2 separate regions of the Homo sapiens genome follow, and region 1 is linked to region 2. The links are chromatin loops, found by intact Hi-C in ENCODE. Cell type or tissue: CD14-positive monocyte. All regions are shown on one strand. Links, peaks and the distances in the headings refer to the core of each region. The heading gives the core; the rest is flanking DNA.

Region 1 (5,375 bases), core at 168-5,167, 120 kb before region 2:
AGAAACACAGCCCTAAAATTCTAGGTCTCATTTGAATATTAAAGGCTATGGGCAGGGCTACAGTAAAGAGCTCCACTTAACTTTTAATCCAGAATTCCTTACATTCATTTGCAGGCAGATTCCCTTTTCCCCCACCAGTCTGGGATTAATGTTCCTCAGAGCATGCTCAGGAAACCCTGAACTAGATGTTATCTACCATTTGTTCCAGCTCTGACCATCTTGGACACTATAGTCAGGGAACAGAAACCCCAAGAATGACTCTGGGACTTCTCATCACCCAGCTCTGGTGCAGGGCGTCTTGCAGGGGAAGTGTCCAGGAAATTCCGGGAAAGTTGAATTGAAGCTGGTCTTAGGGCAGGTTCCCTGATGCAGAGCCTGAAACAGAGACTTATTCAAGTGGTTTATTGGAAAGGAGCTCTCAGGGAAGAGTGATGGGCAGGAAAGGAGCTAAGCAAAGGGGTGGCCTCTGCTGGAGACCTGTTTCTGCCTGAACCCCAGGAGGTGGTGGGGTGGGCTGGAGAGCTCCAGAGCTTGGGGAGCTTGGGGTGGGGGTGGTGGGGTATGAGCTGATTACAGTGTTGAAGTCACCTTGAGTGGGAGGCCCATCTATCCTTCCTTCCATGGGTCCTTCCTGCACTGGCCTTGGCCTATGAGTGGGCATAGCCTCCCAGGTAAAGCTTCACCTCTCTGGAGGTGGGGAAGGCTGTGAGCTGTTAGCAGGCCAGCCTCACAGCTTCCAGGTGCTGCCTGCAAAAGCAGGTAGAGAGAGGAGACCTGGGAGAGGCACCAGCAGCCCCTACTACAAGGTAGCACAGCATGCAAGTGCTTAGAACTCTCAAAGAGCAGGGAGCCCCACTGGCTGGAGGAAAAGGGTGGTCTTTGCTTACCCGAACTTCCCTGGACTTTTAAAACTTCTCTCCCCCAGCTTTCTGGGATGCTATTGCTGCTGAAAATCATGGAGCCCCCAAGAGTCAGAGGGCTGCTAGGGAAGAAAGTAGAGGGGGAAACCAGCCACTAGCAATGTCAGCCACTTGGTGAACACCTGCATAGACCAGGCCCTTAGCCAGGGGCTATTTCAGAGGAGGTGCCTGGGTTCTGAGTGGTCCACGATCACACAGCTGATAGGTGTCAGAGAATCAAGACTTTTGGCCTCTCTTCACACTATTCTCCACATGGGCCATAAAACCTATTCAGAATGGCGGGGTGGGGTTGACAATGAAGTAAACAAGGGTAAAATATGCAAGTACATGATGGAGTTATTTAATTAGCCTCATATTTGGAAACATGTGGCTTCAAATTGGATGCTAGTGAAACATTCTGGCCCACATCCCCTGCTCTTCTTCCCAGCCCTGAACCTCATGTTCACCATTTCATGGGAGTTAGCCACTGACACTTCCCCAGCTGTTCACAGCCATTGGAAGGTGGAGGCACTTTCTGGACAGACTTGAGAGGCAGCCTCTCTTTGTGGGAGGACACTGGACTTGGAGTCAAAGATTCCACTGCCATGGAATGACTAACAGTGGCGTTGTATCGCTTCATATGGGTTTACTGTAATTTTCCTGAGTAGTAATTTATTAGTGGACATTTAGGGTATTTTTTCCAGATTTCCCAATATTATAGGTAACAACACAATAAATATCTTTGTATATTCATCTCCACCTACATCTTGACCAATTCCCTCAGGATAAAGTCTAAAAATAGTTACAGGGTCAAATTTACCCACATCTTAAAGGCCTTTCAGAAAGACTGTGCCAATTTCAACCCCAGCATTAATCTAGGGAGATCTCATTTCTTCGCTTCCTCACTGGGCTAGGTCTTATCTTTGTTGATCTATTAGGAGAAAAATGACATCCTACTGTTTTAATTTGCCTTTTTTTTTTTTTTAATGGTGTTAACAAAATTTCAACAAATTTTGTTTAAAGATCAAATTGGCTTTTATTTGTGGTTCATGAACGGGGAAGCATCCCATTCTTGTAATAGGAAGGAGCTCCTATGGGTGGAACAGAGGAGGCAGACTTTACAGGCAGAAAAGGGCTAAAGAAACAGAAACAAAGAACAGTTTGATCACTTTGTGGTGACTTTCCTTATAGGGTTAAAGCAGACAGGACTTCCCTGATGCTGGCTAAAACTGGACTGTTTGGGAATTTGGCTATTGTCTCTCTCCCAATTTCTCAGCGTGTCAGATAACTTCAGTTGGGTGACATGTAACTTCATCTTGGTGAGGCCTTGGGCCTTGTGTGGGAGCTCTGTCCGAATCCATGGGCTCCCACATGCTCTATGTAGCAATTGTGAGGCTGATATTTTTTCCCTGTGCGGATGACCATTCGCATCTCTTCACTGGAGGTCGCCCACTCATACGCTTGGCCTGCTTTCCTGCTTGTCATCTTCTAAGCACACTTTTCTATTAAGACTCTCAACCCTTGGCGGTGAGTGGTCTACTGACTTTTTCCAGTTCATAGTTTGCCTTGTCTTCATTTTGCTGGAATCTAGTTTTGAAACCTCAACCATCCAGGTAGAGATGGTTCCCCAGGAAGTGGCTATTGGCAGAAACGCTGGTTTAAGGAAATTTCTCCTGCCCCACCCCACTCCCACGTTTAAAACTAAAAGCTCAGCTAGAACTGGAGAGTTCAGTGGGGAAGAAGTTCAAGGGGTCAAAGCATATCCTGTTCCTCATTTCACAAATCATGCTGCTAATTGCCCAATTTAGAGAGATTTGGTGGCAACACTTGGCAGCAGGATGTGAATTGCCTCACACACAGGGACAGCTGAGGATGTTTTCATTTTGTTGGGTAGTGTGCACAGGAAGTCCCACGGGGGCTTCTGGGGCCCAGAACACTGGTCCTGGAGTCAGCAGACCTGGGTGTGAGTTCCGGCTGCACTGCTGATGGAGCTCTGTGTGACCGAGTTGTCATTTAACCCCTCTGAGCTTTCTGCGTCTGTAACATAGGCCCTGTAGCATTGTCGAGACCACCCAAAGGCGGGGAGATGTGGCATGGTCCTGCCTGCATGTGGTGATCCCAGGCCTTTGAAAGGACTCCCTGGCACCACCCTTCCCCTGATTTCTGAAGGGCGGGGTGATGTATCTTTATTTCTGCCCTCACTCCATGTGCCGGGATTCCATTTCCTCTCTCCATCTGTAAAACAGAGTTGTTTCTCACAGTGCTGAGGGGAATGTGGCCACCACGTCTCTGGACTGTTTGGTTTCTCTCTGAATAGACCTCTGGGTCTTGTACTTCTCAGGACTCCCCGCTGGCTGCCTCCAGGTCCCCACTTTGCAATCACTCTTCCTGCAGGAAATAGAAACGCAACAGGGGCCTTTGTCACTAAATACACACAAATCTTGATACGGTAATGGCTCACAGCTGCCGAGCACTTCCCGGGTGCCAGGCCCTCACTCAGGGCTGCTGAGGGGTCTCCTCACACGGGCCGTCCATAGAGTGGCCCCATCAGTCTTCCCTCTGAGGGACATTGGGAGAGGACTCAGAGACCAACAGGCAACCAGATGTGCACACACAACACACAGCCAGTCACATTCATACAGACTCATATTCTCATACATCCACATCCACACACACAGACTCTTGCATAAAGACACACAAACATACACACCACATAGACATACAGACACACTCTTACACATTCTCTCACACATACTCACACAGACACATAGACACACACACGTGCTCAAACACATTCATACAAACACAGACACATCCACACAGACATACCCACTCTCATATATTTATAAAAACTCACACACATACATACACACACTTAATACACAGACTCACACATTCTCACATTCACACATGCAGTCTTACATAGTCACCAAGACACACACACAAACTCCCATATATGGGCACATTCAAAGACACACAGACATAGATACACACAGGCACACACACACACAATGGTACCAGAGCCTGTCTGTTCTGTGCACATGATCTGGTTTCTGGCCACCACATATGAAGAAGGACACATAGACAGAGGTTCACTCTGAGGAGGGTGGTCAGGGTGGCCCCCCGTGCCTCTGAGGATCCATGAAGATGCTGGGATGTCCCGTGAGGAGAAGAGATGACTCAGAGGGCCACCAAACGCTCTTGCAATGCTCCGTGAACTTTCCTGTGGAAAATCGAATGTTCTCTGAGGCCCAGAGACGTGACAAATGAGGACTGGAGGTTGGGGGAAACAGCAATAACTATTTGTTAGTGAAATGTGTGTGATGCAACTGCTATGATTTGAATATTTGTCCCCTCCAAACTCATGTTGAATCTTAATCTTCAATGTGGCAATATTGAGAGATGGGCCCTTTAAGAGGCGAATGGGTCATGAGGGCTCTGCCTTCATGAATGGATTCATCTATCCATGGATTATGGGTGAATGGATTAATGGGTTACTGTGGGAGTGGAACTGGTGGCTTTTTAAGAAGAGGAGGACAGACCTGAGCTGGCGTGCTCAGCCCATGTGAGGCCCTGGGCTGCCTCAGGACCCTGCAGAGAGTCCCCACTAGCCAGAAGAACTTCACCAGATGCAGCCCCTCAATCTTGGACTTCTCAGCTTCCAAAACTGTAAGAAATAAATTCCTTTTCTTTATAAATCCCCCAGTTTCAGGTATTCTGTTGTAAGCAACATCTCTGAACCAGGAGTTAGGATAAAGCCGTGAAGAGGGCATGGTGCCATCTTCCTCAGTTCCTCAAGTTCACGCTCTCCTAGAGAGGGACCTCTAAAAGGATGACTCAGTTATGGTCTCTGTGACACTGACAGGGGATGTGTGGGGACAGAGCTGAGGGCGGTGGCCTGAGCCCCACTGTGGGAGTGGGCTCCCTGTTACTGGCTGTATCCAAGCAGGATGGGCAGCTGGTAGACAGGGATGCTGGGGCAGGGCCTCGAGACCTGGGTGGAGGCTTGGATGAGACACACATCCCTGACTCACAAGTTGCTGCTGTTTTAGGTTTCTCACTGGGTGAGTCTATGGAAAGGAGATCAGAAAGAGGAAGTAACGACTCCTTCATCTCCCTATCCCTCGACCCCGGCCTCTGGTGGCCTTACCTGAGCATATCTCTAGTGTCAGTGGCTGGGAATAAAGACTGGCCGAGCAAGAAGTTCAGGTGATCAGTGCCTTGGTAAAACACAATAACAACAACAAAAACCTGCCAACTTCATGTTTCAGCAGATAATCAGTTGAGTTGGGGGATGGCCAAGGGGCAGAGGTTGAAGGAGGAAGACCCCCAGCTCTGCAACTGATTTGCTGTGCCTTTAGGCAAGGCACCTGCCCTCTTGGGCCTCTGCTATGATTTGAGGAGTTGCACTAGTTGGTTTTATGGCCACCCCAGCTCTGAAGGGCTGCACGTAACCCTGTACTGACTGAGCCCACA
Region 2 (5,375 bases), core at 61-5,060:
AACTGCTGTGTTAGAACCAGCAGTCGCTCATCAGGGTGATGAAAACATCTTGGGACTGGGGAGTGGTGGTGTTCACACAGCTGTGTGGTGTATACTAAAAACTGGCGAATTGTTCACATTAAATGGGTGGATGCTACGGTACGTGGATCATTTCTCAATATAAAAACGATATGAACAAAAATACAAAAGGAGGAGGAACCCACTATGGGGAGAGGTTTTCCCAAACTAGTGGCCTTGGAGCCAGGTCCTGCAGAGTTCTCCACATAGAGGCCAGGCCGATGAACAACCACATCATCACTTAGGAACAGGAACCATCAAACTCTAATGAGCTATTGCGATCACCAAGGAATATTAGCTTTTCCAAGAGATACAAGATCCCGCAGTGTGTTCCGGCTTCATGATAGATGCCTGAATTCCCTTTTGCTGTTGCTGTCACTTTTCTAGATGCCGGATGTGATGTTCCGTAAACACATTTGCTGTTCCCGACCGTGGCATTGGAGTTCCTCACGTTTATCCTAAGTGTTTATTTGCCACTCTATTACATTTGTAATTGTTTATCAGTCTCCTGTGACTTATTAAGTAGTTCTGGAGAAGAATTGACTTTCTCTTCCAAATCACCGTGCACCTAAAATAATAAAAACACCTAAACAAACAAAACCCGAAAACTATCAGTGCAGACGGCCAGCACCCACTCTAGTCAGCCGTGGATTCGTCTCCTTGCCTAAGCTCGGAGGGCAGGGGCCACATCCAGCTGGGTGAGGCGCTTTGGGGTCAGGCAGGCCTGGGTTTGTTTGGGTCCCAGCCCTGCCCTGGAGCTTCCTGGGCTGCGTGACCATGGGCAAACTCCTTAACCTCTCTAGTGTCAGCCTTCTCCCCCAGTAAAATGGGGTGGCCCACATCTCATTATGGGGTTGTGAAGATAGACGCAGAGCATGCATGCAGCACCCTGTACAGGGCATGGTGGTGGTGGCCCTCCCTACCCCCCAGCATCCACATCAGGAGTGGAAACTGAGAACATTGCAGGTACTAAACCCGGAAAGCAATCACACAGAGCCCTGGCGGGAGGAGCAGCAGCAGCTCCTGCTTTAATAGTGATCAACTCACCAACCTCTGCTCGCTGGCTCAGAACAGCACGCTGTAAGTGTCCCTGAATGAATCCAGCAGTGGTCTTGGCTGTAAGTGTCCCTGAATGAATCCAGCAGTGGTCTTGGCTGTAATCATCCAGATTTTACATAGTAGGGCCTTGCCACTGCTGGCCTCTCCTTTGTCCCTTGGGGAGAGACATGGTCACTTTCAGAGGCACTGGATTGATGGAGCCCTATGCCCCCTAACATACATTTCCCATCCCACCGCTCCTCCAGGGGTCCCAGGACCCCTGCACTGCACAGGAAAGGGGCTGAGCAGTACCCCATGAGCACGGGCCCAGTGTGAGGGGCCGCGCCGACAGCCTTCTAAAATAACCGCAGCACAGAAGGCCTGGAATGCATTTGGACTTATATTTGGAATTGTCGTTGGAAACAGTCCTGGCCAAATGTAATACCCATCTGTTCGGGATGGTTTGAGAGTAAGAAAATGAGGTGGCTCAGCTGGAGGGGGCTGGGCAGCCCTGAAACTCAGGGCTGGGAGGGTATGATGTCCCCTGGCCCCCACGCTATCCTGGAGCCCTCCTTCCCTCCAGCCTAGGCTGCTCCTGCCTTCTAGGACCATCCCCTCGTGTTAGCCTGCCCTGACTGGAGGTATTTCCCCTTGCCTGCAACCAGGCTTTCTTCCCGAACCTTCTGCCCGCTGGTCAGTCCTTCAGGAGTTCGGGACTGGGCTCCTTCCTGCTGAGTTTTTGCATCTCCAGGGAGAGCAGCCAGGTTTGGTGCCCAGCACTGAAAGCAAGCATCCGCTGAGGCCGTGAGCTGCCTGTCGCCTGGCTCCACCCTCCCACATTCCTCATGCCGTGCCCCTGTTAATGCATCCTGGGGTTGCATCCGTGCCCCTGCAGTTCTGTGATGATTGATCGTGAGCTGTGTGTTTTCCATTACATTGGTCTCCTTCCCCCACTTCCTCATGGGATAGTGGATTTTGAAGACTAAAAGGTAGACATTTCAGTTTGTTTCTGTACGTTTCATCTTGTTCCACAGTGTGCCTGTCTGGCCTTTTGACGTCCAGTGGATACTTGTTCTTGATATGTTTGCTGTTCTCAGCATTTTCTGAGTGGCTTTAACCTATCCGAGTGGCTTTCCCCCACCCAAGATTATTAACTCACTCTTTTCCCCTGGAGAGTAGTCAAGGGGGAAATGATAGCTTTGTTACTTGAAGACAATCTTAGGAAGCATTCGCTTAATTCTTGGGGAGAACCCAAAGAGTGCTCCCCCGTCTCAGTGCTCCCCTGTCTGAGTGCTCCCCTGAAGGGAAGTGCTCCTGTCCGCATTTGCCTTCCTTCATGCTTCCTTCTGGGAAATGTGGCCACATGACCCCAGTCCTCCCCTACCCTCAGGGCCACTGTTCCAGGGTCTCAGGGTGGCAGAGAAGTATTGGCAAAAATAACTCCTTGGAGTAATTGGTCTTCCTTAGAATTGGGGTTTAAAATCTGTCTGGTTTCCTAGGGCAGTCATAATAAATCACCACAAACTTGGCTTCTTAAAACAACAGAAATGTAGTCTCTTATGATTCTGGAGGCCAGAAGTCCTAAATCAAGATGTCTGCAGGGTTGGTTCCCTCTGGTGGCCCTAAGGGATAAAAGCCGTCCCCTGCTCCCAGCTCTTGGTGGCCTCCAGCAGTCCTTGGCGTTCCTTGGCTCATAGACGCCGCACTCCAGGCTCTGTCTCCGTCTTTCTGTGGTGCTGTCTGTCCTCTCCTCTTTTTATAAGGACACCTGCCATTGGATTTGGGACCACCGTAAATCCAGGAGGATCTCGTCTTAAGATCCTACACTTAATGACATCTGCAAAGACCCTATTTCCAAGAAAGGTCACATTCACAGGGGCTGGGCTTCAGACTTGGACATAATTCTTTGGTGTCCACTATCCATCCAACTACGGAATCCAGATGGTGGCCATGGCTTGTGGTGAATCTAGTCCCTGTTCAGATGTCTGTGACACAGCAGGATGCCAGGGACCCAGCATAGTTTCTCGCAGTGGGGTTCGAGGGGCTCCCAAAGCCCACTGCCAGTTCTCTGAGCAGATCCAAAGTACCCAGAGGTGACTGAGAGGCCAAAGGAGTCTCTTTTCATCCAGCCGAGGAAGGAGCGTGGCCTGGCTCTCAAAGGCTGTACATGTGACTCACAGGAAGTGAGGTAGTGAGTTCACTTTAACCCACCTCAAACAGATGAAAATCAGCCGTTTCACCTGCTAGGGGTGGGCTTGCCTGGTTGGAACAGTAGGTATGTCCCAGTTTTTCCTAGGGATTACTTCTTGATCTCTGAAGAATTGTATGGAATCAGCAGATTCCTCATGAAGTGACTTTGTATTTAAAATCAAGACAAGCTTAGGTGCTTTTGTTTTATTTATGAGCCAAATATCTGCAAGAAATGTTATTACCACAAAGAAAATTCTCAGTATGGAAACCTTCAGCCAGTGTTTGGGTTTGTGTGAGGTAATTTATGTGATGGAATTCCAGTTCCACCAAACAATTTGGGTAGTTCTGTGGGCATCTTTGGTAAAAACTGGGCTTCGAATACTTATTTAACGTGGGATTTTATGACAGTTTCAGAAGCATCTGTTACTTTTCATTGACGTAGTTTCTTGGGCTGAGCCATATTATTGACAGGACTCATAGGAAATGTGTGAGCCAGGAAGGGTACCCCTCAGACCAATTGCCACCTGGCACCCCTCAGTGCACACAGCCAAACCTTGCTTGAAGGTTCACGCGTGTCTGATTTTGGCACTTATTGACCAGCCATTTAGGTCATAGTAACCATGAGCGACCCTATGGCGACAGATGCCGTGTTTCAGTTTTGATGTGTCTTCTAATTCTGAAGAAGGAAAATAGCACAGGTGATGTTGGGGACACCAGTAATAAGCTGATGTGGTGTTGTCTTGGGGAATATTCTCAGGCGAGTGTGGATCTGGGGAAATCTACTCAGTGGCCACCGAGCCCCTTTGCTGACTGTCTCTTTGGACAGTTTGGCTGGCCAGGCTGTGGTAGATGGAACACTCCTGTTCCGGTGGGTGTTTTGATTCTAGGAACTCTGTGGGTAGATCTCAAACTGCTCAAGACTTCCAAGAGGTGTCCTCTGTGGACATTGGCCGTGGATGAATTCTAGAGGGCTGTGTCAGAGGCACCCGATGTGCCAAGGTGGGCTACGGAGGTGGATAGCTTCTGGGCCTGTCCCTAAGAAATGCTGCTCCTCATATCATGACCTCAATTAGAGGGGAGGGCAGTGGAGAAGGCGCATTTGCAACAGACCCTGCTATAAGGGAGCACAGTTTTTGCAGGGTAGTATGTGGCTGAAGGTCTGGGAGCGTTTGGAAGTATGGATGGCGGCTGGGCGTGGTGGCTCACGCCCGTAATCCCAGCACTTTGGGAGGCTGAGGTGGGTGGATCACCTGAGGTCTGGAGTTCGAGACCAGCCTGGCCAACACAGTGAAACCCTGTCCCTACTAAAAATACAAAAAATCAGCTGGGTGTGATGGCAGGCGCCTATAATTCCAGCTACTCAGGAGGCTGAAGCAGGAGAATTGCTTGAACCCGGGAGGCGGAGGTTGCAGTGAGCCGAGATTGCGCCATTCCACTCCAACCTGGGCAACAAAAGCGAAACTCCGCTTCAAAAAAAAAAAAAACGAAGACGGAAATATGGATGTCAGATACCTGGATGCATGGGTGCAGAATGAGAGTCACAGAATTGCCTTCCCTGGAAAGAGGGGAAGCCAGGTTGGAGAAGTTGAAGGAATAGAAAGTATAGAGCTTTGAGGAGAGAGAAGTGTGACCCTGTGGAGCCACGTAGGCCATGTTTTTCATAAGCCCAGTTTCACCCTTGGCCCAGAGATGCAGGTGTGTGTGCAAGAAGAGAGTGGGACATATGGCAGGAAGGTTGAAAACAGACAAAAAGGGCTGCAAGGAGAGATAGAGGAGAAAAAAGAGTAGGAAACTCACACCCTGAATGTTCTGTTGAAGATAAAAACACCTCTTTTTTTTTTTTTTGAGAGAGGTTCTCACTCCCATTGCCCAGGCTGGAGTGCAATGGCATGATCACGGCTCACTGCAGCCTCAACTTCCTGGGCTCAGGTCATTCTCCCACCTCAGTCTCCAGAATAGCTGGACTACAGGCACGCACCACCACGCCTGGCTAATTTTTTGTATTTTTAGTAGAGACAAGGTTTCACTATGTTGCCTGGGCTGGACTTGAACTCCTAGGTTCAAGTGATCCTCCCACCTCGGCCTCCTAA

What was found. Peaks named below come from ENCODE experiments on the same cell type or tissue, not always from the same donor. Only the 100,000 strongest peaks of a DNase experiment are listed, where the experiment ranks them.
Region 1: a loop joins it to region 2, with 2.2 times the contacts of the local background. A loop is called at or near these places in 4 of 110 quality-filtered maps.

The regions. Positions count from the first base shown.
Region 1 is chr10:124,142,664-124,148,038 of GRCh38, reverse strand. The region is part of intron 1 of LOC105378536 (a long non-coding RNA gene); the gene reads left to right. Among named protein-coding and RNA genes, the nearest start is that of CHST15, 52 kb to the right of the region's middle. In CD14-positive monocyte, for the core only: no CTCF peak of the experiment used is centred there; DNase peaks (open chromatin) are centred at 2,738, 4,088 and 4,888; H3K4me3 peaks cover 2,450 bases; H3K27ac peaks cover 4,278 bases.
Region 2 is chr10:124,023,241-124,028,615 of GRCh38, reverse strand. All of the region lies in intron 5 of CHST15 (carbohydrate sulfotransferase 15), which reads left to right. Among named protein-coding and RNA genes, the nearest start is that of CHST15, 68 kb to the left of the region's middle. RefSeq lists enhancers at 1,271-2,267, 2,973-3,142. In CD14-positive monocyte, for the core only: a CTCF peak has its summit at 2,731 (motif pointing left); DNase peaks (open chromatin) are centred at 2,715 and 3,245; H3K27me3 peaks cover 349 bases.